3 separate regions of the Homo sapiens genome follow, and all the other regions are linked to region 3. The links are chromatin loops, found by intact Hi-C in ENCODE. Cell type or tissue: heart left ventricle. All regions are shown on one strand.

Region 1 (8,000 bases), 130 kb before region 3:
AATGGCTTAATTTAAAGACCACTGTAAAGAGGCCAGGCCTGGGCCAGGCATGGTGGTTCACACCTATAATCCCAGCACTTTGGGAGGCTGAGGCAGGCAGATCACTTGAGGTCAGGAGTTCGAGACCAGCCTGGCCGACATGGCGAAACCCCATCTCTACTAAAAATACAAAAGTTAGCTGGGCATGGTGGCATGCACCTGTAATCCCAGCTACTTGGTAGGCTGAAGCAGGAGAATCGCTTGAGCCCGGGAGGGAGAGGTTGCAGTGAACCAAGATTGCACTACTGCACTCCAGCCTGGGCGACAGAGTGAGACTTTGTCTCAAATAAATAAATAAATAAATAAATAAATAAATAAAAAATAAACCCCAAAAACGAAAAAAGACACCAGGCCTGGACTTGCCCAGCTCCTGCCCTCAGACCTGGGGGGTACCCGGAAGGCTCAGCGGAGCCCCTCCCTGGCTGGGGCCTGACACTCACCCACAATGATGACCGGGAGGGGCTCTGAGCTGCTGGCGCCGAGGTGGTCCTTTCTGGAGGAGCTCATGGCTGGTGGGGGGCTTGGGGCTGGCAGCGGACCTGGAGTGGGGGAGAGGGGAAGGAAGAGTCCATTCGGGTGAGGCCTGGGTGTCCACACAGCCACTTCACCTCCCAGCTAGGGTGGCCTCCTGTGGCCCTCAGGGTCTGGTCCGGGGTCCCCATGAGACATATCTGACGGGACTCCCTTCTTGCTCTCACACAGCCTCTGCTCCAAACAGGCTGTTTGCCCCACCCCTCCCCAGTCATGCAGAATGTGCCCTCCCCTCCTCGGGCCTGGTTGCCCCAGGCAGCCACTGTCCCTCCGAGCCTCACTCTACTCTCCCATCTCACTGGGGCAGTAACAGTCCCCGAAACTCATTATCTGTCTTCCCGAGAGGCCATTCCTGCCCAACCCAGGAACCAGCCCTGCCAGACCCTTCTGTGGGCCACAGTCCTCGAGTCCCAGTGTGGCCTGGTGGACTCGTCATCCAGCCCTGGCACGTTGCTTCCTATCCCATTCCCGGGCCTCTCTGGGTCTCAGTTTCCTCATCTGTAAAATGGAAGCAATGAGTCCCTACCTCCTAGGGTGGTTGAGGGACACAGTAGGATCACAGACGGGAAGCACCTGCCTGGAGTGAATCTGCCACAGGGAATGGGCCAGCGCTGTGGCCTGCCCCAGGAGCTGGGATGGACTTGGGGAAATGGAAGCAGTGGCCAGGTTTGGGGACGTGCTGGTGAACCTGCCATCTCTGGGGCAGCCGCGCCCTCTGCTGGCCGCAGGCCCAAATCGCTCAAAGGGACCCAAGTGCTGGTCCTAGAGCTGCCGGTTCCCAGAGGAGCATCAGACCTACCTTCTTCCCCACACCAGCTAGCAGCGGACACCAGCCTCACCCGAGGGCCACATGCTGCCATCCTGAGGACCACAAGGCAACACCCTTGTGGGCACAGGGATGATGAGCATTTGGCACTTACTGTGTACCGGGTATTTGACATGCTTTTTCTCATATCCGCCTCACGCTGACCCTGTGCAGCCCTGGCCATATTAATGTCCCATTTCACAGATGTGTAAACGGGGCTCAGAGAGGTCGCACAAACTTCTCAGTGTCACACAGCTGGCTTTGAAACCCAGGGCTCACTGGTGCCAAGACCCTGCCAGTGCCACCACCCACACCACTCGGCCTGTCCCTCGAGATCCAGGGCCCATCCAGGTGTCACACTCAAGTGGGCGGGCACAGGGCTTGGACCACCCAGAGTGGCCAGGGGTGGGGGCCCAGGGCCACCTGCCTCCAGAATTCTTCCAGAGAAAGTGGGAATCTGGATTTCTATGTGAATGATCTGAGTTGAAGAAGTGGGCAATGAATGAACGCAGAGTTTTGGAAGATGCTTAAAAGGCCAACCAAACACAGCTGAGACCAGTGTGTGGCCTCTGATGTGTGCAGGGTGACAGAAACACCTTCGTCCACCTCCAGGCAGGTCCCGAGGAGAGGGATGAGAAACTGCCACACAGATGGGCCACTGAGAGGACCTATGTGTCGCCCCCACAGTGACAACAACTGACCTTCTCAGAGCACTCTACAGTTTGCAAGGAGGTTGCATCTAAGCAGTAGCGTCCAGCCCGCTCAGCAGCCTTGAGAGGTGAGCCCTGTCACCTCTGTCTTGCAGGTGAGGAGAAGGAGGCTCCGAGGGTGAGGATGTGCCTAGCGGGGAAGGGGTCTGTCAGGGACCCCTGTGTCGGTGCTCTCTGCTCCCTTGAGCATAGCCTTTCTTGCCTCCACTGGCGTGGGGGCCAGGGACAGCCTCCGTGTCCTGTCTAGGCAAGCTCGTGTGCCCAGCACCGAAGACCTCCTCCTCCCTTTCCAGAGAGAAGGAAGGTGACACGCTGCAGTCACCAGGGACCACATGGCCTCTTCATGCTCAGCTCCCTACAAGACCCCAGGCTGCCTGCCTTGAGGGGGAGATTTCAGGGGGACGCTGCCACCAATTATAATAGTAGTAGTAGTTACAAGAACAACAAAGACAGCATGTGGCTGACATTTCCATACTTCTGTGGAGTGGGCTGGGTGCCAGGCATGATCTCAACACTTAATACACGTTAACAAATTGAATCCTTATTTAATCGGGTTGTTGTAAGTACTCTGAGGGCCAGAGCGTTTCTCACCGCCCTTTATAGTTTGCAAGGTGGTTGAACCAGCTCTTGCAGGCTGGGCTGGATCAGAGCCCAGGCCGCCCTGCTCCAGAGCCTTCTCTGTGCCCCAAGTGCTGTGAGAGGTCCTGCTGAGACCCCTCTGCCGGGTGGAACGTGCAGTGTCCGTTCCAGGGTCCCCCACTTCTCTGTCGCAGCGCTAGTGGCAGGCGGGGAGGCAGAGGGACAGCTGAGGACCTGGTGTTCTGGCTGGGAAGGGATCATTTCTCATTGACTCTGGGTGCTGAGTATACCCAGAGGCCTTGGAGAACAGGACTACGGGTCTCAGAGTGCTTTCTCTGGCTTGCTCCTGATACCCTCGAATGGCTCTGGGCCCCTCAGTCCTCATCATGGTCCCCGGGAACAGCAGCCACTGGGGAGCATGGGACCTCCTGGTAAAGGGCTTCCCCGCATCACCTCCTTTGATCCTCCTAGCAACCCACTTTGCAGATGAGGAGACTAAGGCTAGGAGAGGTGAAGCCGTGCCCTGAGGCTACAGAGCCGGTGGGCGATGGAACTGATATTTGATCCCCGTGGGCTGACACCCCCAGGCACCCCAGCCCCTTCACCAAACGAGTGAGCCAACCTGCTCCATCTGCCCCAGTGCGCCCACCCTGGGCCATGCCCTGCCCCTCCTTTGTTCTTTCAGATTTTCCCACCACCCCAAGAAGGGCATTTGCAGGAGCCCCTGCTGGCCAATGAGGAATCAGAACTGGCTGCCCCTTCCCACCCTTTGCAGGCAGCAGAGGACACTGGTTTACCACCAGGGCTTTGGGGCTCCAAGTCCAGGGCTCCCTCCTGGGACTGTCCTCAGGCTCTTGAACAGAAGCTTCTGGATGCCACATACATGAGGTCACCACCCAGGGGCTGGACCTGAGAAGTCACTTCCCGTTCAGAGTGACACAGGACGCCCCAAAGTCCGAAGCAGCTTGACGCTGTCACTCATAACCTCGGACAAATATGCTGCCAACTTACAAAAGAGAGTTCAAAAGTTTCATTTCAATTCCTTTTGTGCTTTTTAGTTTTACGGAGTTGGAAGAATCAATTTTTAATGTTATCTTTTTAAGTCCCTTTAATTGAAGATGGCAGATGTTGATGGAAAGAAGTTAACATTAAAAATTGATGTTTCAAATTTCACAAAGGCAAACAGGATAAAAGAAATGAAAACAGTTGCACCTTCGACTGACGTTTCTTTCAAGTGTGCGGCATTTGTACTTCTGAGGTTGTTAAAGCTGCAAACTGCTCTGAGACTCTGGGACACCTGTATGTCTGCGTTTCTTTGGCACCTCTAGTGGCCATTTACTCCTTTGCCTTTGAAGACACCCCAGGAGGTGGGTGTTCTTATCCCCATTGTGCAGAGGAAGAAAAGCTGGTCAGGAGGAGTGGGCGTCTTGCCCCAGGTCACCTAGGAGGGTCCAAGACCACGGCCATGTGACAAATCTTAGTTCTGCCAAGTCCCCTCCAGTAAAACAGCTGATTACAGGGAGACCAAGAAAGTGACACGAAGCCCTGGGGGCGCTAAAGTGTGAGGGGGTGGTCTGTCCACGCAAGCGGCACTTGCCATTTATCACAGACGAGCCCTCGCCCCAGTGCCGCACACCTGGAGCCCAGGGTCTCCTGCAGCTCCCCAGCCTCCCAGGGGCCGCCCTCCCAACCCGCCGCACTCTTGAGCCTCCTGAGAGAAGCTAAGTCGCTGGGACCTCCAGGGATGGGGGCTGTTCATGGGCACCCAAGGGCTCTGTCCCTCCTGAGCAGGAGAAGCAGAAACCCAGAAGGCACCCAGCCTGGCTGCCGACCCAGTGGCCTTGGAACAGCTGGGCAGTAAGCCCGGGCTGGCCACACCCCTCTTTCCTGCTAGGAGCGGCGGTCACATGGCCCAGGGTACGCTGGGACTGTGGCCGCTTCAGCTGCTTGGCTGAGGGTACCAGGCACCTGGACAGGGACACAGCTGAGGATCTGGGAGGAACCTGGTGTAGGGGAGAATCCTGCCGGGCTCCAGAGAACCCAGGCGAGGGCCTCCACTCAGGACCACCCGGGACCCCCGCCTGGCGCCAGGGCTCTGCAGACCCTCCGGTCCAGCTGGGCTTGCCACGGGTGCCTGGGATGTGCCTGATTCCCTGCCCCGGAACCTGGCCCCGGACACTCACCTGACAGGCAGTGGTGCAGGAGCCCAGTGAGCCCGGCCAAGTTGTGCACTAGGAGGGTCAGGGGAACACGGATCACAGAGTCCCCCGCGAGATCGGGACACCCATTACCCTGTGGGGATCCAAGAGGCTCTGAGAGGCCAGAGGGAAGTGAGGGTATTTCACGGGGAGGGAGGAGGCGGCGCAGGCAGTGGGCGGGGCCAGGAAAATCACTTTCATAAGCGTGAGTCAGCAGGGGCCCGTGATGAATGAACTTGCACACTGGGCGGGTGTCACGCTGCCTGCCTCATGGCCAGCCTTAAAGGGCCCCTGCTGGGCGGCCTGCCAGGGGGCCTAGGGTGGCGCTCCCTCCCAGCCACCTCCCCCTAGCCAGACCCCCATCCCTGGGGCTCAGTCTCTGGAGGAGGAACCAGTGACCTCTGAATGAGCCAGCCTGGCCTTTGCCATAAGCGAAGAGGAGATGGCTTTGTCCCGCACACAGTTAAAATAACAGTACCTTTAAGTGGCGAAACCCCGTCCAGTTCCCGCATTCCACCTGGATTTCACTGCACCCTCCAATCCCCAAAAGCCCTCTGGCACCAGCCTGCCTGGGCTGCGAATCCAGCTTTGCCATTTCCCAGCTGCAGGGCTCTGGCAAGCTGCCTTAGGGCCCGCACCTCAGTTTCCTCATCTGAAAACTGGGGCCAAGTCACAGATTGTCTCTACCAGAGTGGCCGTGAGGGTTTACATGACATCCTTCTTGTCTGCCATGCTTAGAACTTGAAGCCTGCTCCCAGGCTCTTCTCTCCTGTTTTATGTGGGTAGCACTGCACACCCCACACCTTGCTGTTTCTTAATTATTATTATTTTGAGAAGGAGTTTCGCTCTTGTTTCCCAGGCTGGGGTGCAATGGCGCGATCTCGGTTCACTGCAACCTACGCCTCCCGGGCTCAAGTGATTCCCCTGCCTCAGCCTCCTGAGTAGCTGAGATTACAGGCATGTGCCACCACGCCCGGCTAATTTTGTATTTTTGGTAGAGATAGGGTTTCACCATGTTGGCAAGGCTGGTCTCGAACTCCCGACCTCAGATGATCCGCCCGCCTCAGCCTTCCAAAGTGCTGGGATTACAGGCGTGAGATGCCACACCTGGCCTATTTCTGAATTATTTTATTGTCTCTCTTCCCAAACCAGAATGTGAGCTCTGTGTGGGCAGGGAAGTATATTCGTGACTGCTCTACACAGTGTCTAGAACAGCGCTTAGGACACATAGGCACTCAACATCGGTTAAACAGAAGGGAGGCAGGGAGGGAGGGAAGCAGGGGGGGAAGGAGGGAGGAAGGCAGGGAGGGAGGGAAGTAGGGAGGGAAGGAGGGAGGAAAGCAGGGAGGGAAGGAGGGAGGGAAGGAAGGAGGTAGGGAGGGAAGCAGGGGGGGAAGGAGGGAGGAAGGCAGGGAGGGAGGGAAGTAGGGAGGGAAGGAGGGAGGAAAGCAGGGAGAGAAGGAGGAAGGAGGAAGGGAAGAGGGAGGGAAAGAGGGAGGAAGGGAAAGAGGGAGGAAGGCAGGGAGGGAGGGAAGGAGGGATGGAAGGAGGGAGGAAGGCAGGAAGGGAAGGAGGGAGGGAGGGAAGGAGGGTGGAAGGCAGGGAGGGAGGGAGGGAGCTGCCGCGGTGCACACATGACCTCAGTGTCCATTCGCTGTTGTTTTCAGTGTTGATGTTGTTGTCGCCCGCCCTCGTCCTCCTGTCTGCCACCCTCGAGGGGCGGGGGATGGGGGTGCACCTTTGAGTGCAAACTTTAAGAGGGAACCAAAACCAGTAAACAAAATAATATTTTGAGGCAATTAAAAAAAATCTAAATGAATGCAAAAAAGCCAGGATAAACCCAGACAGGTTCCAGAGCAGTGCCTTGGGGCTGATGGGAAGAGGAGAACCAGGACTTCCGATGCCGTCTGTGTTTATAATAAAAGTTTGATATTTTTTCCATTCTGGATTTTTTTTCATGAATTTTGATGTGTAAGAACACTGCATGGACACAGTATGTATTCTGGTGATGGGAGTGCTTTGCTGCCCCTAAAATTTTGTGCCTGAGGTGATGCCTCCCCCTCCTCACCCTCGTCCTGGCCCTGGTGGCCACAGCCCTGCCCTGGAGTCAGGCACATCCTGGAAGCCACAGCCCAGGGTACCGGAGCATCTGCCAGCAGGGGCTGGGGCTGGGGCTGGGGCTGGTTCCTGGTAGAAAACAACTCTGATGAGGTGAGAGTAGCAGGAACCTACAGAGGGCGAGAGAGAGAGAGAGGGAATGAGGATGTGTGTGCATGTGTATGTGTGCACATGTGCTCATGTGTGCATGTGTGTGTACGTGTGCCAGTATGTATGTGCATGTGTGCACATGTGCTCACGTGTGCATGTGTGTGTACGTGTGTGCCAGTATGTATGTGCATGTGTGCACATGTGCTCACGTGTGCATGTGTGTGTACGTGTGCCAGTATGTATGTGCATGTGTGCACATGTGCTCACGTGTGCATGTGTGTGTACGTGTGTGCCAGTATGTATGTGCATGTGTGCACATGTGCTCATGTGTGCATGTGTGTACGTGTGCCAGTATGTATGTGCATGTGTGCACATGTGCTCATGTGTGCATGTGTGTGTACGTGTGCCAGTATGTATGTGCATGTGTGCACATGTGCTCACGTGTGCATGTGTGTGTACGTGTGTGCTAGTATGTATGTGCATGTGTGCACATGTGCTCATGTGTGCATGTGTGTGCATGTGTGCACATGTGCTCATGTGTGCGTGTGTGTACGTGTGCCGGTATGTATGTGCATGTGTGCACATGTGCTCATGTGTGCATGTGTGTGTACGTGTGTGCCAGTGTGTATGTGCATGTGTGCACATGTGCTCATGTGTGCATGTGTGTGTACGTGTGTGCCAGTATGTATGTGCATGTGTGCACATGTGCTCATGTGTGCATGTGTGTGTACGTGTGTGCCAGTGTGTATGTGCATGTGTGCACATGTGCTCATGTGTGCATGTGTGTGTACGTGTGTGCCAGTATGTATGTGCATGTGTGCACATGTGCTCACGTGTGCATGTGTGTGTACGTGTGTGCTGGTATGTATGCGCATGTCTGTGTGTGCGTATCTGCCAGTGCTGGCAGTAAGGGAGGGCCTGATAGCTGGG
Region 2 (8,000 bases), 97 kb before region 3:
CACTGTGCCAAGCAGAGGCCAGGTTCTGCTGGGGTGCCCCAACTCCTGGTCACATAGGGAAGTTCCTCCTCCCAGGACGCCAAGGTCTGGCTTCTACCTGCATGTAGCTTCTCCTTCTGGTCCCAGTGCTTATCACTGGGGTTTCCAGAACACATCTCTAAGAGTCGGGCGTGGTGGCTCACACCTGTAATCCCAGCATTTTGGGAGGCCAAGGCGGGTGGATCACTTGAGGTCAGGAGTTCGAGACCAGCCTGGCCAACATGATGAAACCCTGGCTCTATTACAAACACACAAAAAATTAGCCAGGCATGGTGGTGTGTGCTTGTAGTCCCAGCTACTCAGGAGGCGGAGGCAGGAGAATTGCTTGAACCTGGGAGGCAGAGGTTGAAGTGAGCCAAGATGGCCCCATTGCACTCCAGCCTGGGCGACAGCGCAGGACTTAGATAAACCCAGGGCAAAGTGCACTTTGCATGTCTAGAGGCAAAATTCTTCAAAGGATTGCCCAGGGTGTGAGATGTGTGATAATCTGGTGGCTCCTGGACGAAGCAATAATCTCATTTAATCCTTTTCCAATTCTTGCTCCTTTATGAGTCTTTTGAGGACTTTCTGAGTCCTCAAAGAGAAAGTCTGTTTGGTAATATACGTTTAAAAAACCTTAACATTTATTAATCCTCCCCCGCCAACCCCGATTTTTTTGAAGAGAGAAAGCAAATGTATCTAACTGAAGTTTAATGCTGTTTTGTTTTTATATTACTTTTTACTTTTAGCTTCTACTTAATAAAAAAATCCAGCTTGTATTGATGGGAGGGATATAAAAAAATTGCGACAGTGCTCAGCAAATGACTGGTGTTTGGGACCCGTGGCCTCTAGATTTAGCGGAGTTTCGATCTGTGATCTGGGCTCCATGCCTGAGACAGAAAGTCATGCCCTCAGTCAGCCCGACTTGAGACCGATGTGAAGCGACTGGAGGGGGCCCTCTGGGACATTTGCAAATGACCACGCCCCTGCTGTACTGCAAACGACGACTGGGCAAGGAGGAGCTGACCACAGGAGGCTCGGACTGGGAGCCAGAAGATTCCCCCGGGGAAGCTTCAGAAAGCAGGAAGAGCAGCTGGTTTGGGCAGTCCCAAATGCCTGCTCTAGCTCTGAGTATCGTTACCTAATCCCTGTGAGAGAGTGGGGAGCGGCTGTGCAAGTTCCGAGTGCAGGTATGCTACCTGTTAGGATTTTATTTTTTTATTTTTATTTTTTTTTGAGACGTAGTCTCGCTCTGTCGCCAGGCTGGAGTGAGTGGCGCCATCTCGGCCAACTGCAACCTCCGCCTCCCGGATTCAAGCGATTCACCTGTTAGGAATTTTAACATTCAGCGCCCAAGCGCAGAGCAGAGGAGGCTGGAGGGGCGCAACACCGCCATCTCGCGGCGACGGGGTGCACAGCGCTTGCGAGGACCCAGACTGGGATCCATCTGTCCCAGAGACTCATTTTCAGCATCAAAGTGCGTCCCTGCGCTGTCCGTAAAGAGCCTGCCATGCGGCAGGTACCGCGCAGGACTCCAGACCTGCCTTATCTTTTGAGATCCCCACAGCCCCTGAAGGAAGGGACCACTAATATCAACATTCACAGGACGAAATCGGAGGTGTCCTTGTGTTCACAGCTGGGCAGCCCACCCAGCTCAAGGGGGGACTTGGGGAACGCTGTCTAGCCTGCGAGAGGTGGAAGTGGGCTCCTGAGAAGGGCGGCCGCGTGTGGCTTCACCGTCCCCTTTTGGGTTTAAAGGGAACTTCCCCGGATGGATTAGGTGTCACGGCAGCAGTGTGAGAATGGAAGCGCCCAAGCCCGTCCCCTCGGCCAGCCCCTTCAGCTCTCTGGGCCTCAGTGTCGTCACCCGTCAAACGGGGACAGGGACCCTCCTTCCCAGTGCAGGGTGGGGTCCGAGTGAGCTAGGGCAAGCCAGCGTTCAGTGCAGGGCAACTGGGGTCTGAGTCCTTGGGGAGCTGGGCTTGGAGAAAGTGAGATCTCGTGGGCTCTGGGAGGGAGGGCCTGTGCTCTGTTCCCACACAGCACCCCCAGCGGCAGGGCTCCTTGGGGAGGCCAGACCAGGGCCAGGCGTGGCCAGAAAGACCCTGCCTTTAAGGGGCTGTGGAACCCTGGGCAAGGAGTGTACCCAAGTAACCAGCGTGGCCCCAGGCCAGGGGTCCCCTCTGCAAGTGTCACATTGGAGGGGGCCCTGATGATCTTGCAGACCCTGCAGCCACCTCGGGCCAGAAGCGAAGCAGGGTCCCTGCCCTCAGAGAGCGTCTAGTCTAGTGGAGATACACACATGAAACTGCCTTGTTTAGAAGCTACCAGGAAGGAGAGGCCCCAGTGAGAAGACGGCAAATAAAGGGGGACTGTGACCTAGTCAAGCCACCAGGGAAATCTTCCTGAGGAGAGGACGATGGATGAACTTTGGAGGCAGAGTGGGCATTGCCTGGGAGGCAGGGAGGGGAGAGCGTTTCAAGAAGAGGGAGGAGCATGTGCCACGCAGGAAGGAGGGAGGACAGGGAGTCCCAGACTGAGGGAGGACAGTGCCAGGAGGGCCTGGAAAAGCAGAGGGGAGGGTCAGGCCACAGCAGGCTTGAGAGGCCACGGAGGGGGCTGTGTGTGACAGGGAGGGTGACGGGGATGGTGGGAGGTAGGAAAGGAGAGGAGAGATGGAACCTGATTTGCATTTCACAATGACAACTCTGCCTGCTGGGGTGGAGAAGGATCTGGAAGAGTCTGGCGTAGGCAGGTGGGCAGAGCACCTGCGAGGTTAGTTAATGCACATAATCAGGAAGGAGACTTTGTAACCTGGGCCAGGGAAATGAAGAGAACAAGGCCAGTGGTCTGTCCAGGGGCCCGGGGACGGGTGGGAGGTGGGGGTGAGGGGAGCCCCAGGGATGGCACCCAGGCTTCTGTGTTACACAGTTGGAGGTGGCCTCGCCAGGAAGGAACAGCTGGAGGAGGCCAGGTTTTGGAGGGAGGGCATCTGCATTCAGCCTTGGCCGTGCTGAGCCTGAGCTGCTGCTGAGCTATGCAGGGGAAACACACAGGTATGGGGTGTCTGTGTCACCAGTGAGGGGACTGTGCAAGTGACTGTCCTAACTGAACACTTCAGAGTGAAAAGAAGCTCTGTTAACAATGATGCCACACCAGGGCCCCAGACAGGGCCTGTCCCCGGCAAACAGGGGCACTAGTGCCCTTGCTATCGGTAGTTAGGAGACAGCAGAGACACGGATGGGGGTGAGATCCTTAGAGAAGGAGGGGACTCCCGGAAGCCGAGAGGAATGGCTGACTAAGAGTGGCGGAGCACAGGTGGGGATGGCCAAGAGGGTGTGCATCTGTGCCAGTGCCGGGAGCATTTGGGAAGTGCAGTGTGGCCCACGGTGGCCCCTGGCCATTGCTGAGGGGGAACCTGGCTGGATGTACCCCCTAGGAGGTCACCGGGGGCCTCGGTGAGAGCTGGCAAGGAGAGGTGGCATCGTGAGCCACACTGGGGTGGAGACTGCAAATGGCCAGTTCTCTCTGGAGCAGCGCCGCTTAAATAAACATGGCTCTGGCATCTTTGAAGGCAGCTCTCTGGTCTTCTCTCCTGCGAAAGTGCTCAAGGAGGCAGTAACTCACGTTCAGGGGGTGCTGTCTGAGCAGCAGGAGTGAGGGCTGCCTTTCTTCAGTGAACCAAAAATATTTGCCAAGCCTCTCCTATGTGCCAGGCGATGGAGACAGATTTACGGCAACAGACGTGAGAGAACAAGCCGGGGGTTCAAGCCTCTGTCACAGACGCACGGGAGCTTCAGAAGCAAGCGCTCCTGCTGGGTGGGATACGGCCCACTCCATCTCCCCCGCTCTAGGAACTGCCTGGGCCACTCATCTCCCCTCGTCAACATGAAGAGGTGACGCCAGCTGTTCTACTCAACTGCTCCGGAGAGACACCTGCTCTGGGTGCACTCACCACAGGGCCAGATCCCCCATCTCCAAACCGGGCCAACCATCGTTCCCACCACGGCCCGGGCTGAGTCTGGGGTCATGAGAGGAGGCTGTCTCTGTGGCGGCGGAGCTGTGCACTGCCTGCTTCCTGCACGAGAGCCAGGTCCGGGTTCCTCCTGTCTTCCCGTGGTCTGGCTGCCCCTCGCTGGCCTGGATTTTATGCTTTGGTGGGAGCTCAGCTTCTCTCCCTGGCAGCCGAGGGCTCGGACCGATACGGCCAGCACTGTGCATGCCCGGGTTTGAGAGAAGCCACCCCAGCCTGGGGTTGTCTTCCACAGACCCCCGCCCCCTTGCCAGAATGTCAGCACCCTAACACCCCCTGTCCTCAGTCTCTCAGCCCAGCCGGGCTACCTTTCTGACCTATTCCCCTCCAGGCTTGCCAAAACCTGCGGCCCACTCTGTTCTGCCCACTGCTGGCCTTCTCCTCTCTGGGCCTTTGCGTGGGTCTCCCCACGTACGGTCAGGAGGTGGACCAGTGCGGTGGAAGGAGAGCTGGGTGGTGGTCGGGCCTGGGTTTGAGTCCCAACTCTGCCCTCACCAGCTGCTCAGCCCTCTCCCAGCTCGCCGCCTCATCGCCTCATCTCTAAGTGAGGAACACTCGCTCCAGCTTCAGGGCTGGACACGGTGATCCTCTAGGGAAGGAGGCAGGCTGGAACCAGGAACGTGTACAGAGAATGCCTGGCCCAGAGCAGAGAATCTCGTTTCTCTCTGCCTTCCTCAATGATCAAGAACTAGCCAGGCGGGAAACGCAAATGCAATGTGGAAATAAACCAAACAAAGGCGAGACAGAGATCTAGGGTCACCTCTGTGAGTCCGCTAAACTGCAAATGAGGCAGACTTTCTGTGGTGAAATCATGGGCAGCTTTTGTTTCTAAGAGTAGATCAAAATGGACTTCATATTTCTGTAAGCGCCTCAGAATCCAATTGGAAATCACAGAGGTGTTTGCTCGATTTAAATCTTTAGTACACCTCATGTTTAATTTCAAACAGAGCTCAGAATAAGCACATGCCTGCACAGAGCACTGAGATTCCCTCACTTCTGAGGCCACACAGAACGAGGAGGAGGGAAGCCCTCTTGGGAGCAACTCTTGGTTGTTCTTGCCCTGGAGGTCAGTGAAGGTCAAGCCCTCAGAGGGAAGGAGGGATGGAGAGGGTAGAAAGAGAAAGACACAGAGAGACAGAGAGGCCTCAGAGTGACCACAGGGAGTTCAGATTCTGAGGCCCTGCAGAGCCAGTCTGGAGCTAGCCGGTGGCCTGGGCTCTCCCTGAGGAGTATGACAAGGGTGCTCAGCCATCAGGGGTCAGGAGGTCCCCTCAAGCCCCTGTGCAATGCCGTGTCCACAGGAGCCATTCCCACCTCTCCCGGGAACGAATGATCCACTTAGTCACCTCTTAGAAATTGTGAGAAGCCAGAAAACCAACAAATATTCAAATATCCAAATAAGGACTGAAAGATCCCAGAACCCGCATTCAGGTGAGCAGGATGGTGGCGCCCAGGTCCAGATGTAGAAACGCCCATCATGACAGGGACTGCTCTGCTTCCCAGGGCAGGCATCAGTTAACTGCTTTATATACATCGTCTCCTTTGAGCCTCTCAGCAGGCTGTGGGGTCGGTACTATGGTTACTGCCACTTAAAGATGAGGAAACTGAGGCAAAGCAAGGGTAGGTGGCTTGCCCTGGGCCACCCAGCTGGAAGTGGTGGGGCCAGCATTTGAACTGGGCACTGGCCGGAGCCAAAGTCTACAGCTCCCTCCATGGTGCCTCACGCTGCATTTCAGAAGAAAAAGGAGCCCATGAACAGGTGAGAGCAGGTGCACCCCAACTCCAGTGGCACCCCTCAAGTCTGAACCCCAGCAGGGTGCATGGCTGGGCCTCTTGTGAAACCCTGTGGGTGGGATGGAGGGAGCTGGGGAGCATCTGATCCACAGATGACAGGGCTCCAAGAGATAAGGAGAGCCGGAACTTAGGTCTCGGATACGGGGGGAATGGAGCAGAGTAGCTCCTGAGATGGGACGGGACGCGGGCTCCGGAAGCACAGGTCGGGCCTCAGACTGAGATGGGGAACACTCGGGGGGGCAGGCTCTGTGGCAGGGGTGGGGTTGTGACTTCAGCCTTGAACCTGGGACACAGTGGAAAGCACTCATGACAATTTATTGTGCAGCTACGGTGAGCCCAACACTGCTGGGCACTTTCCAGAGGAAGACACTGTGGTCACAGTTGTTGCCCAGGGTTCCTGAGAGCAAGTGGGATGGAAACCAGGTCTGTGAGACTGAGCCCCTGCCCTCTTAGCCACTGTGTTCCCCTTGTGACGATGTCACCTGGGCACTGAGTAGCACTTTCCTGTAGGGTGTAGTTCAGAACACTAGGACCCAGTGAGTAGCCTATCACCCTCAGACCTGGCCGCTGTCTGCTTTTGTTCTGCTTTTGTCTCCTCTGCACTGCCACTGTGGGAAAGATGACATGTGTAAGAATGGGTGGTCAGATCATCCCTCAGGAAAAGCGAGGAGCTGGAAGCCACCTGCCTTTCTAGAGGTTCTACAGTAAGAGTGAGACGTAAACAGATGATAAGAGGTTTGTAACACCCATGAAGTGAGGGGAATATTGGTTCAGTGCAGTATCATAGAGGGACGACAGGCTCTTTCTCCTTATGATGGGGACTGAGGCATGGAGAAGGGATGTTAATACATCCATCCACCCATCCTAACATCCTCCGCCATCAATTCATCTGTCCCCCATCCATCCATCTTCCATCATTCATCCATCTTCCTTCCATATACCCTGCGCCATCCATCCACCCACCCACCCACCCATCCATCCATCCATCCTCCTTCCTTCCATCCACCCTCCTCCATCCATCTATCCATCCATCCATCCATCCATCCTCCTTTCCTTTCCTTCCATCTACACTCTACCCTCCATCTATCCATTCATCTTCCTTCCATTAACACTCTGCCCTCCACCATCCATCCAAACATCCACCCACCCACCCATCTATTCATCCATCTTCCTTCCATCCACCCTCTACCACCCATCCATCATTCCATCCATCCATCTTCCTTCCATCCACCCATCTTCCTTCCATCTATTCGTCCATCCATCTTCCTTCCATTAAAACTCTACCCTCCATCCATCCATCCATCCATCTTCCATCCATCCAACCATCTTCCTTCCTTCCACCCACCCAGCCATCTATTCATATACCCATCTTCCTTCTATCCACCCTCCACCATCCATCCACCCATCTTCCTTCCACCCATCCATCTTCCTTCCTTCCATTAACCCTCCACCATCCATCTGTCATCCATCCATCCATCCATCCATCCATCCATCCATCCATCCATCTTCCTTCCTTCCATCCATCCATCTAATGTTCATTGAGGACCTGCTAAATGTGAAGCACTGTAAGAAGTACAAAGATAAAGTTTGATAAAAACAGAAAACCACTGATGACTGTGGAAGCTGGGTGATAGGTCTGTAGGTTCGTTATGCAATTTCTCCCTGCTTTTACATATGTTTGAAATTTTCCATAAGAGGTTAGAGAGATGAGGTGTGAAAGGTGGGAACTAGGAGTTGCAGTCTCGGACACGCCTGCCACACAGAGGCAGCGGATGTGCAGCTCTTCCTGGGCTCCCTGAAGGCAGTGATCTTGGAGCCTGGGAGGCCCTGGCAGAACACAGCCACCCGGAGAGACCTTGCAGATTCGAGGGCAGGAGGGAGGAAGGGGAAAGGGAAGAGGGAGAGAACGAGAATGAACCTCAGGCCTGAGAACGGGCATGGGCTGGGGGTCTTCCTGCGTGTCTCCCAGCTCTGCCCATTGGACAGGGCTCTCTGACACAGAACATTCTGGCTGGCTTTAGGTCTGTCAACTGTTCACAGGCAGCGACCTCAGCCTGGTGAGATGAGCTGCTAGTCAAAGCTGCTAGCTGCCCAAAAAGGTTTTGAGGAACCCGTGCCTAGCCTCACGTGAGCTGGAGGAGATCTGTTTTTATCG
Region 3 (8,000 bases):
ACAACATTCTATGAATGCTAAATATACCTGTTAATGAGGTTGGTATAATGGTATCTTTTGTAGATATTGATTCAAACGTGTTGGACCTCGGAATTTCACTTTGGTATCAATACCATCCCCTTCCCCACAAAAGTCTCTCATAAATGTACAGGTCCTGAGAAGTCCGTAGGCCCCAGCGCTGGGCCGTTTACACCTAATGAGTAAAGTGGCTTCGTCTCGGATGTCCCACCACAGACTCCGCCCCGCAACAGGGAGCCCAGGCTGCCGCCTCCTACAGCTGTGATTTCGAAAAAGAAACGCACCTTGGTACCGACGCTGGGAAAAGCACTCTGCTTGGCCTGCCTCACCACGTGGCCACCTTCAGATCAGGGTTGGGGGGCCTGTCATGTGACCTGAATAACTCATATGACTTTTTGCCAGAGTCACATGGAAGACAGCCCTACTTCAGCTTCTGCATTAGCCACGGTGATTTCTCAGCGGTATGGAGTCAGGCTTTTGCTGCAATGATGCGGCGTCCCTAAACTGACCAGACATGAAACGGAGGCGCCCCCCCATACGCAGCACTGGCCAGGCACAGCCCCTCCGCTCCAGCATGCGCACGTGGCTGGGACGCTCAGCTCCAGCATCTCAGGCAGGGACCTAGGATGGGGCGGGCTCTGTCATCCCCGCTCTTATCCCATTGGATCAACCAAGTCACATGGCCACGCCCAGGGCAAGAGTTTGTGGCCGACACTCCGCTCACCGCGCGCTCCTGTCTACACAACAGGGGAGCCAGGACCTGCCACACGAATGCAACCAGCCCGTTGCCTGCGGTTGAGCCTGGTGACCGTGAACTGGGATTGCCCTCCTGGCTCTGCGGTGCCACCCCCTTGGCCGGACTGCCATAGGGCAGAATGCAATTGACAGACTCACCTTTAGAATACGAATCTGTCATTCTGGGACCCTCGGGAAGTGGTGCGGGGACCTTGTGAGCGTCCCTCTCTCAGGACCCCTGCAGCTCCATCACCATGGGGAAATGGCGGGAAATGTAGGACACGGCTGTCCTGCCTGTTGGGGAATTAAGAAAACAGAAGACAAAATTGATTATACAGGTTATGCGTGAACGTATGTGCCTGTTAAAAAATGCAAACAGTAAAGCAATGTACAAAATAAAATGAAATCACCCTTTTCCCCGCCTCCCTGTAGGTAGACGCTGTGATGTCATCTTTCAGTGCTGATTTACTTGCACGCCTTCGTTCTACTTGAAAAATGGGACTGCAAGCAAAAGATTAAGGGGCATGGAGGGAGGAGGCAGGAGCGGGCCAGGGAGCAGGTCACTCAGGCCTGGCCGGTGCCTCAGCCTCCCTGTGCACTTGTGCACATTCCTCTAGGATACAGGCCCAGCCACCCCAGTGAGTCCCAAAGCCTCTGTCTGTGGGCTGGTTAGGAGGAGGAGGCTTTTCACCTTCCCAGGCTGCTGTTGGCCTCCTGGAGCTTCTGGAATCACACAGAGATGAAGGTTTCTAAAAATCTACCGAGGGCCAGGAGCGGTGGCTCAGGCCTGTAATCCCATCACTTAGGGAGGATGAGGAGGGCAGATCACTTGCGGTCATGGGTTTGAGAGCAGCCTGGCCAACATGGTGAAACCCCATCTCTACTAAAAATACAAAATCAGTCGGGCGTGGTGGCGCACGCCTGTAATCCTAGCTACTCAGGAGGCTGAGGCAAGAGAATTGCTTGAACCTGGGAGGTGGAGGTTACAGTGAGATCACATTATCGCACTCCAGTCTGGGCGACAAGAGTAAAACCCTGTTTCAGATAAATAGATAGATAAAAAAAAAAAAAAAATCTACCAGGATTCCTTATGCTGACGTGCAATTTGATGCCACATGTCAGAGGGGATGGTTGTGCTTGCTACGTGGGGCCTCAATGTAGTGAGGACTGAGCCCCTATTCATTCTTGCTGGTGTCAAGGGACCCAGTGCTTGTCCAGGGGCTGGTGCATCTCTATCATCTCGTAATAGTCAGGTGCAGAGTGCCTTCTTTCCTAGGCTTGTGCCCTCACCCAGTCACATGGGCTGAGGAGTGGGGAGGATGGTGGTCTAGGTAGGATAGCTCAGGTCCCAGAGGCCTTCACTCCAGTCCCAGGGGACAGGCTGTTCAAAGAGGTCAGCTGATCCTCTGACCTCTCCCTTATCTTCAAGACGGAGGTCTCAGCCCCCTTCTCTAGTCTTAGCCAGGACAGAGTATTCTGAGGGTCTCTCCATCAATGAGACTGGGCCATGAAAATGATGAGCCCTTGACCTGTTCTGACTCACTCACCCTCTGCCCTGCCAGAGGCGGGCACTGCCATTGGCTTCTCTGCTCTCCCATCTTCCAAGGAGGATCTGGCTTGGACTGACCATTTTAAGGGGTGCTTTCATGAAGTAGAATCTGGAGGTGAGTCGGAGGATGAAAAGGGCTGCAGGTTCCTGGGACAAGATGGTGAGGTGTTCCTGGGCACAGACACACCTGGGGGAGTGAGGGGTCCAGGGAGGCTCACGGAGAGACTGGAACCCTATTGTTGGGCCCGCGTGGCCTCTTCACAGCAGCGGAAAACTGAAATAAAGACTTGTGCAGTTTCTCAGACAGCAACGCCATCCCGAGTCTGCCTCACATGGGTCCCAGCCTGCACACCCTCTGTGAATAGTGTGGATGGGATAGGAGTGCCCTGGGAGATGAGAAGGGATGCACTGCAAAGCTGGGGGTGGGGTAATCGCTGATTGAAGAAGAGGAGAGAAACTCACTCCATAGCCTCGAGGAGCAGATATGACAGCGCAGAAATCTGGGCTCCACCAACTACAAATTGCGGGACCCTGTACTAAGAGTTTTCCAAGCTGCAAGCACTGTGTCGTACTCCCAGTCACTAGCACAAAGCTCCCCATTGACCATCGTGGCACTGTAGGGGCCCGTATTCATTTCCCAGGGCCACTGCAACAAAATGCCCCAAACTGAGGGGCTTACAACCCCAAACTGAGGAGCTTACAACCTCAAACTGAGGGGCTTACAACAGAAGACACTTACCCTTTCATAGTTCTGGAGGGCAGAAGTCCAAAATCAAGGTGTCTACAAATCCATGCTCCCGGGAAGATCCTTCCCGCCCCTCCAGCTCCTGATGGTTCCTGGAGACACTTGGTGATCGTTGATGTTCCCTGGCTCCCAGCTGCGTCACTCCAGTCTCTGCCTCCATCATCACGTGGCCTTCTCCCTGGGTGTTTCCTATCTGTGAAAATTACCTTCTTAGAAGGACTCTAGTCATTGGATTTAGGGCCCACCCTAATTCAGCATGACCTAATCTCAACTTGATTACATATGCAAAGAACCTGTTTCCAAATAAGATCACATTCACAGGCAGCGGGAGTTAGGACTTCCACACGTTTCTGGGGGGACACAATCTATATAGTGACCTTCCCATGTCCCCTGCCTTTGTCACTTCTGTAAACTCTGGCCTGACATCTGACCACCAGCAGCTGTGCTTCTTTGCTTGAGAGCTTTCTGTTGCCGCTGGATTTCACGCTACCATCCGTTCCAGGGAATTGGCACCACTGCGTGCCCACCTCTCCACCCCAGCAGCCCCCAACCATGACTGACAGGTGTTGGTATATAAGTCCCGCAGGCCCCCTTGGGTGGGAAGACTAAAAAAAACACCAATTTTCAACATTTGCTCATATATGGCAATAAGATAAAGTGGGATGTGGACTGATTAGCGGGTCAGAGGATCTGGGTCGAATGCCAGTTCGCCTCTTACCAGCTGTGCTACCTTGGGCAAGTTCATTCATTCATTCATTCAACAAATAAATATTGGTAGGGTGTGCCAGCCAATGTCCAGGATACTAGGGAGTCAATGAAGGCAAAAACAGTTCTTGCCTTCTTGGTGCTTACAGGCTAGTGAGGGAGAAAGACAATCAAAGAGTCACACAGATACACATACCACCATGATAGAAGCTCTGAAAAGAACAAGCTGGTATGAAAGCAGAAACCACAGCACCAGGCCAGGTGTGCAAGATTTGAGCAAAGCTCCCTGAGGACGTGATGTCTGACTTGAGATGTACCTATACCGAGCTGTTCGCCAAGTGAAGGAGCTGTGCGGTGGGAGGATGGGATTTCTGCCAAAAACAACAGCACAAGCAAAGGTCCTGGGGTGGAAGGGAGGCCAGCACGTCCCAGAGACAGCTTGCAGAGCATGATTTACTCTTCTGTTTAGAAACAAAAGAATATATAAAAATGCCCAACTTTCAGATTATCGGGAAAATCGAATGAAACACGGCACAGGAAAGTCCCTATCAAACATCCTTCCTTACAGCCTTGGGAAAATCATGCAGGGGTCTGAAGCTTCTCATCCTGGGAGCGGGGTGGGGCAAGGGGGAAATTAGACCGTCCCCGAAAGCGATTACTTCATGCTGCCTCTTTATTTGCATGCAGGTCATGTGCCTCTTAGGTATCATTTCTTGGGGCGTTGTTTACTTTAGTTCTGAGACTCAGGAGTAAATTATGCAGGTTCCCTGCCAGACCTTCTAGCAAAGTTGTCCTCTGGGTTTGGGGCCTTGCCCGAATCCTGGGGCTTTAGTTGCACAACGCTGCCCTCTGCTGGCCACAGATGGAAGTCTGGGCGCGGCTACTGAGCAGGGCAGGCCACGGTACTACGTGGGTGGCCTTCATCCTGGTTTTGCTCTGTTTTCGCGTGGAGATGGGGCTTCCACTCACACTGAACAGTCAGTCTGCTTCTCTTCCTCTCTTCTCTCCTCTTCCTTTCACCCACTGAATGAGTGCTTAAGCCCCGCCCTAAGCATGGCACGTTCATAATCTTATTGCAATCTGCACAAAAACCTGGAGGAAATTATTGCTATCCCCTTCGCAGAAATGACAGTCAGGAGGCTTGCGGTGACCAGGTGACTTTCCCAAGATTATGAGCAATAAAGCTGGAAAACAGGGCTGGCCTCTGGGGTCTGTGACCTACGCACAGGGCCCTGTGCTCGGTTTAATGCTCTGCCGTTGTTATCTTGAGATTCCTAATAGTTTCTGAACACAAGACGCTGCATTTCTTGGGCAGGCGTGGTGGCTCACGCCTGTAATCCCAGCACTTTGGGAGGCCGAGGCAGGCAGATCGCCTGAGGTCAGGAGTTCGAGACCAGCCTGGCCAACATGGTGAAACCCCCGTCTCTACTAAAACTACAAAAATTAGCAGGGCATGGTGGCGGGTGCCCGTAATTCCCAGCTTCTTGGGAGGCTGAGGCAGGAGAATCGCTTGAACCCGGGAGGCAGAGGTTGCAGTAAGCCAAGATAATGCCACTGCATTCCAGCCTGGGCCACAGAGTGAGACTCGGTCTCAAAAAAAAAAAAATAAAATAAAATAAAAAAATAAAAATAAATAAATAAATAAAAAGACCCTGCATTTCCGTTTTGCACTGGGCCTGGCAAGTTTGTGTCTGCCCTGCTGTTGGAGCTGTGGGTTCCAACCAGGCCTGCTTCACTGCAACCCCAGTGCTTTCCTGTCTCCTCCAGGGCTCTTTCTAGAAGGCACACCTGGCAGCTCAACGTTTAACTTCCAAGAAGGCGCTCCATTACGTACGGGATAATGCGTCTTATTTCCTAACGCCGGGATTCTCACCCTGGCTGGACACCCAGGGGAGGGAGGACTTTGGCAAAATACTAATGATGTGGGCATGATGAATGCTGCACGTGGGGCCCTAGCATTGCTGTGTGTAAAAGTTTTCCAGGTGATTCTAATGAGTAGGTAGAATACAGCACCATTGGTGTAGGGCCTGGCACAGTTCCTGGCATTCAGTGGGTGTTTAATAAATGTTTTCCAACTTTTTAGAGCACCGAATTGACTGGAGGGCTTATGCTGAGAATTAAACTGAGTCGTGAAGAAGAAGAGACTCACCTTTGGGTTCCATGTTGGCGTCAGACTAGGAGCTCGGAGTTTGCCAGGCAATGGGGGAAGCTACCTGGGGCTGGCTGGAGAGGGAGAGAGAGTGGGAAAGACTTGGAAATTAGGTGCACCTTCCTGAATATTTGGAGCTTGGTGAGCCTTAAATTTACGTAGCCTGTAAATAGCACCTGATCCCACTTAGGTAGCTCTTCTCCCCCATCCTCAATTCCAGTTCTTTGATGAGTGGGTTAATCCCATGCCTGGTCTCAGTGTAGGGTGCTGAACCAGGCCTGGCCGATGAGATTATTCCACTCCTCTTGGCTGGCTTCCGTGACTGGCTCAGAGATAGGCATATACCCCAAATCAGACCAAGGAGATGCAACCTTGGGACATTTGCGGGAACTTTGGGAAACAACCAGGGAAGCTGTTGTTGTCCAGGGGTTGATGCCTGAGGGGTTTGAATGCAGCTGGAACTGCTTGTGGCCATCTTTCCATGGTGGCCAAGGCATCATACAGGATGGTAGAGTTGAGTGGCAGCAGCCATTCCTGATGAATTTGAGCAGCTGGATCAGCAATGTCTGAATTGACCCCCAAACCCCAGCTTCCAAGTGTCAACAAATGCCCTTTCTTGCTTCAGTGCCTTGAGGTAGATTACTGGCCACTTGCAGCTGAAAGCAAGTGATAAAGAATGTAAATATCCTGAAGAGAATTTCCTGTCCCTTGGTTCCTGAATCACCTTATAGGGATTTGCAGGGAGCTGAATATTCAGTCCGGAGTGAGAGATGCATTCAAGGAGCAAATGGCACTGTTACCCGAGTCAGTCTTGTCTTCAGTCAAGATGACATCCTGAGATCCTGAGATCTTTCCCCCCAATCAGTACAACAGCAGACCTTTGATACTGACTCTATAGGATCCTTTTTTTAAAAAAATTTTATTTATTTATTTATTTTTGTCCGACCACAGCTTGCCAGGATATGCATCTATCCAATGATCAAATGTTTGCTGAGCATCTACTTCGTGCCGGGCACTGTGCTGGTACAGAACTTGTGAAGATGACAATGTTTCCAGGTCAGCCCAGAGAAGCCAGTGCAGCCCATTAGACGATTTTCAGAATCATGGGCTGCAGAGTATGGAAGCATTCTATTTATTCAATTATTATTTCATGTAAGCAGTTGTAAGAATATTTAAACCTACTGCACACGTTAATAAACAGATACATAGTAGGTAGCCAAATTTTACCACACTAGTCATGAGACAAAACTGACACAAAGGAATGTGCAATATTTTTTTTTTTGAGATAGGGTCTCATTATGTTGCAGTGGCACGATCTTAGCTCACTGCAACCTCTACCTCCTGGTGTCAAGTGATTCTCCCACCTCAGCCTCCCAAGTAGCTAGGATTATGCAGGCATGAGCCACCACACCTGGCTAATTTTTGTATTTTTTGGTAGAGATGGGATTTCACTGTGTTGGCCAGGCTGGTCTTGAACTCCTGACCTCAAGTGATCCACCTGCCTCGTAAAATGCTGGGATTGCAGGCATGAGTCACCGCACCCAGCCGGTGCAATAATTTTTAAAACAAATTTTGGCTGCTGGTGTTACTGCCAGGGAAAAATGGATATTTCCACAAGGACTCTGATGGCAATGCTGGCCTCTTGAAGGGCTTTGAATGTTGATAATACAGGTTCTTTGAGGACAGTTTGCTTTTGAGACACTGGCCCCTCTCAGGGCGAGCCTGGAACCTTCCTCTCCTGGCAGTCTCTTGTGACCTGTGCCATGGCAGAGTCAGAAAGATCATACATCAAGCAGAGTCATATGTTAGTAGTTGACTGTAGGTAGTATGCAGGTGTTCACTGTAGAAATTCTTTTAGTTTTGTTGAATGTTTAAAATTTTTCAAAATAAAATGTTGGAAAAAATGAACTTGATTCAAATTTATTTCCCTCCTTTTTTTTTTTTTTTCAATTTTCTGTTTTTCTTTAGCTTCTCTTTGATTACTAATGTTGCCAGTCCCAGAGCAATTGCTTTCTGCAAACAAGTTCTCAGAAGCCTCAGATGAATTTTGGACCTAATTTAATTCCCAATTTATTTGCTTATGAAAAAAAAAAAAGGCT

The links. Hi-C counts contacts between places; a loop is a spot of excess contacts. Peaks named below come from ENCODE experiments on the same cell type or tissue, not always from the same donor. Only the 100,000 strongest peaks of a DNase experiment are listed, where the experiment ranks them.
Region 1: a loop joins it to region 3, with 15 times the contacts of the local background. A loop is called at or near these places in 26 of 110 quality-filtered maps.
Region 2: it touches region 3 in a loop (4-fold over the local background); 17 of 110 quality-filtered maps call a loop at or near these places.

The regions. Positions count from the first base shown.
Region 1 is chr16:83,950,218-83,958,217 of GRCh38, reverse strand. It overlaps OSGIN1 (oxidative stress induced growth inhibitor 1), which reads right to left and starts at 4,978. Exons shown (of 6, transcript NM_182981.3): 1 at 4,848-4,978; 2 at 480-578. The coding sequence starts at 546. RefSeq lists an enhancer at 3,396-4,165 and a silencer at 4,654-4,703. In heart left ventricle, CTCF peaks have their summits at 1,286 (motif pointing left) and 3,990; DNase peaks (open chromatin) are centred at 1,277, 3,367, 4,537, 5,057 and 1 weaker place; H3K4me3 peaks cover 1,984 bases; H3K27ac peaks cover 1,977 bases.
Region 2 is chr16:83,920,252-83,928,251 of GRCh38, reverse strand. MLYCD (malonyl-CoA decarboxylase) reads right to left here. Exons shown (of 5, transcript NM_012213.3): 5 at 1,221-8,000. It overlaps LOC105371372 (a long non-coding RNA gene), which reads left to right. Exons shown (of 2, transcript XR_007065147.1): 2 at 1-4,792. Among named protein-coding and RNA genes, the nearest start is that of MLYCD, 25 kb to the right of the region's middle. In heart left ventricle, CTCF peaks have their summits at 1,204 and 1,410 (motif pointing left); DNase peaks (open chromatin) are centred at 1,411, 2,131, 2,951 and 4,401.
Region 3 is chr16:83,822,882-83,830,881 of GRCh38, reverse strand. No RefSeq gene overlaps it. Among named protein-coding and RNA genes, the nearest start is that of HSBP1, 19 kb to the right of the region's middle. In heart left ventricle, a CTCF peak has its summit at 4,613 (motif pointing left); a DNase peak (open chromatin) is centred at 4,581.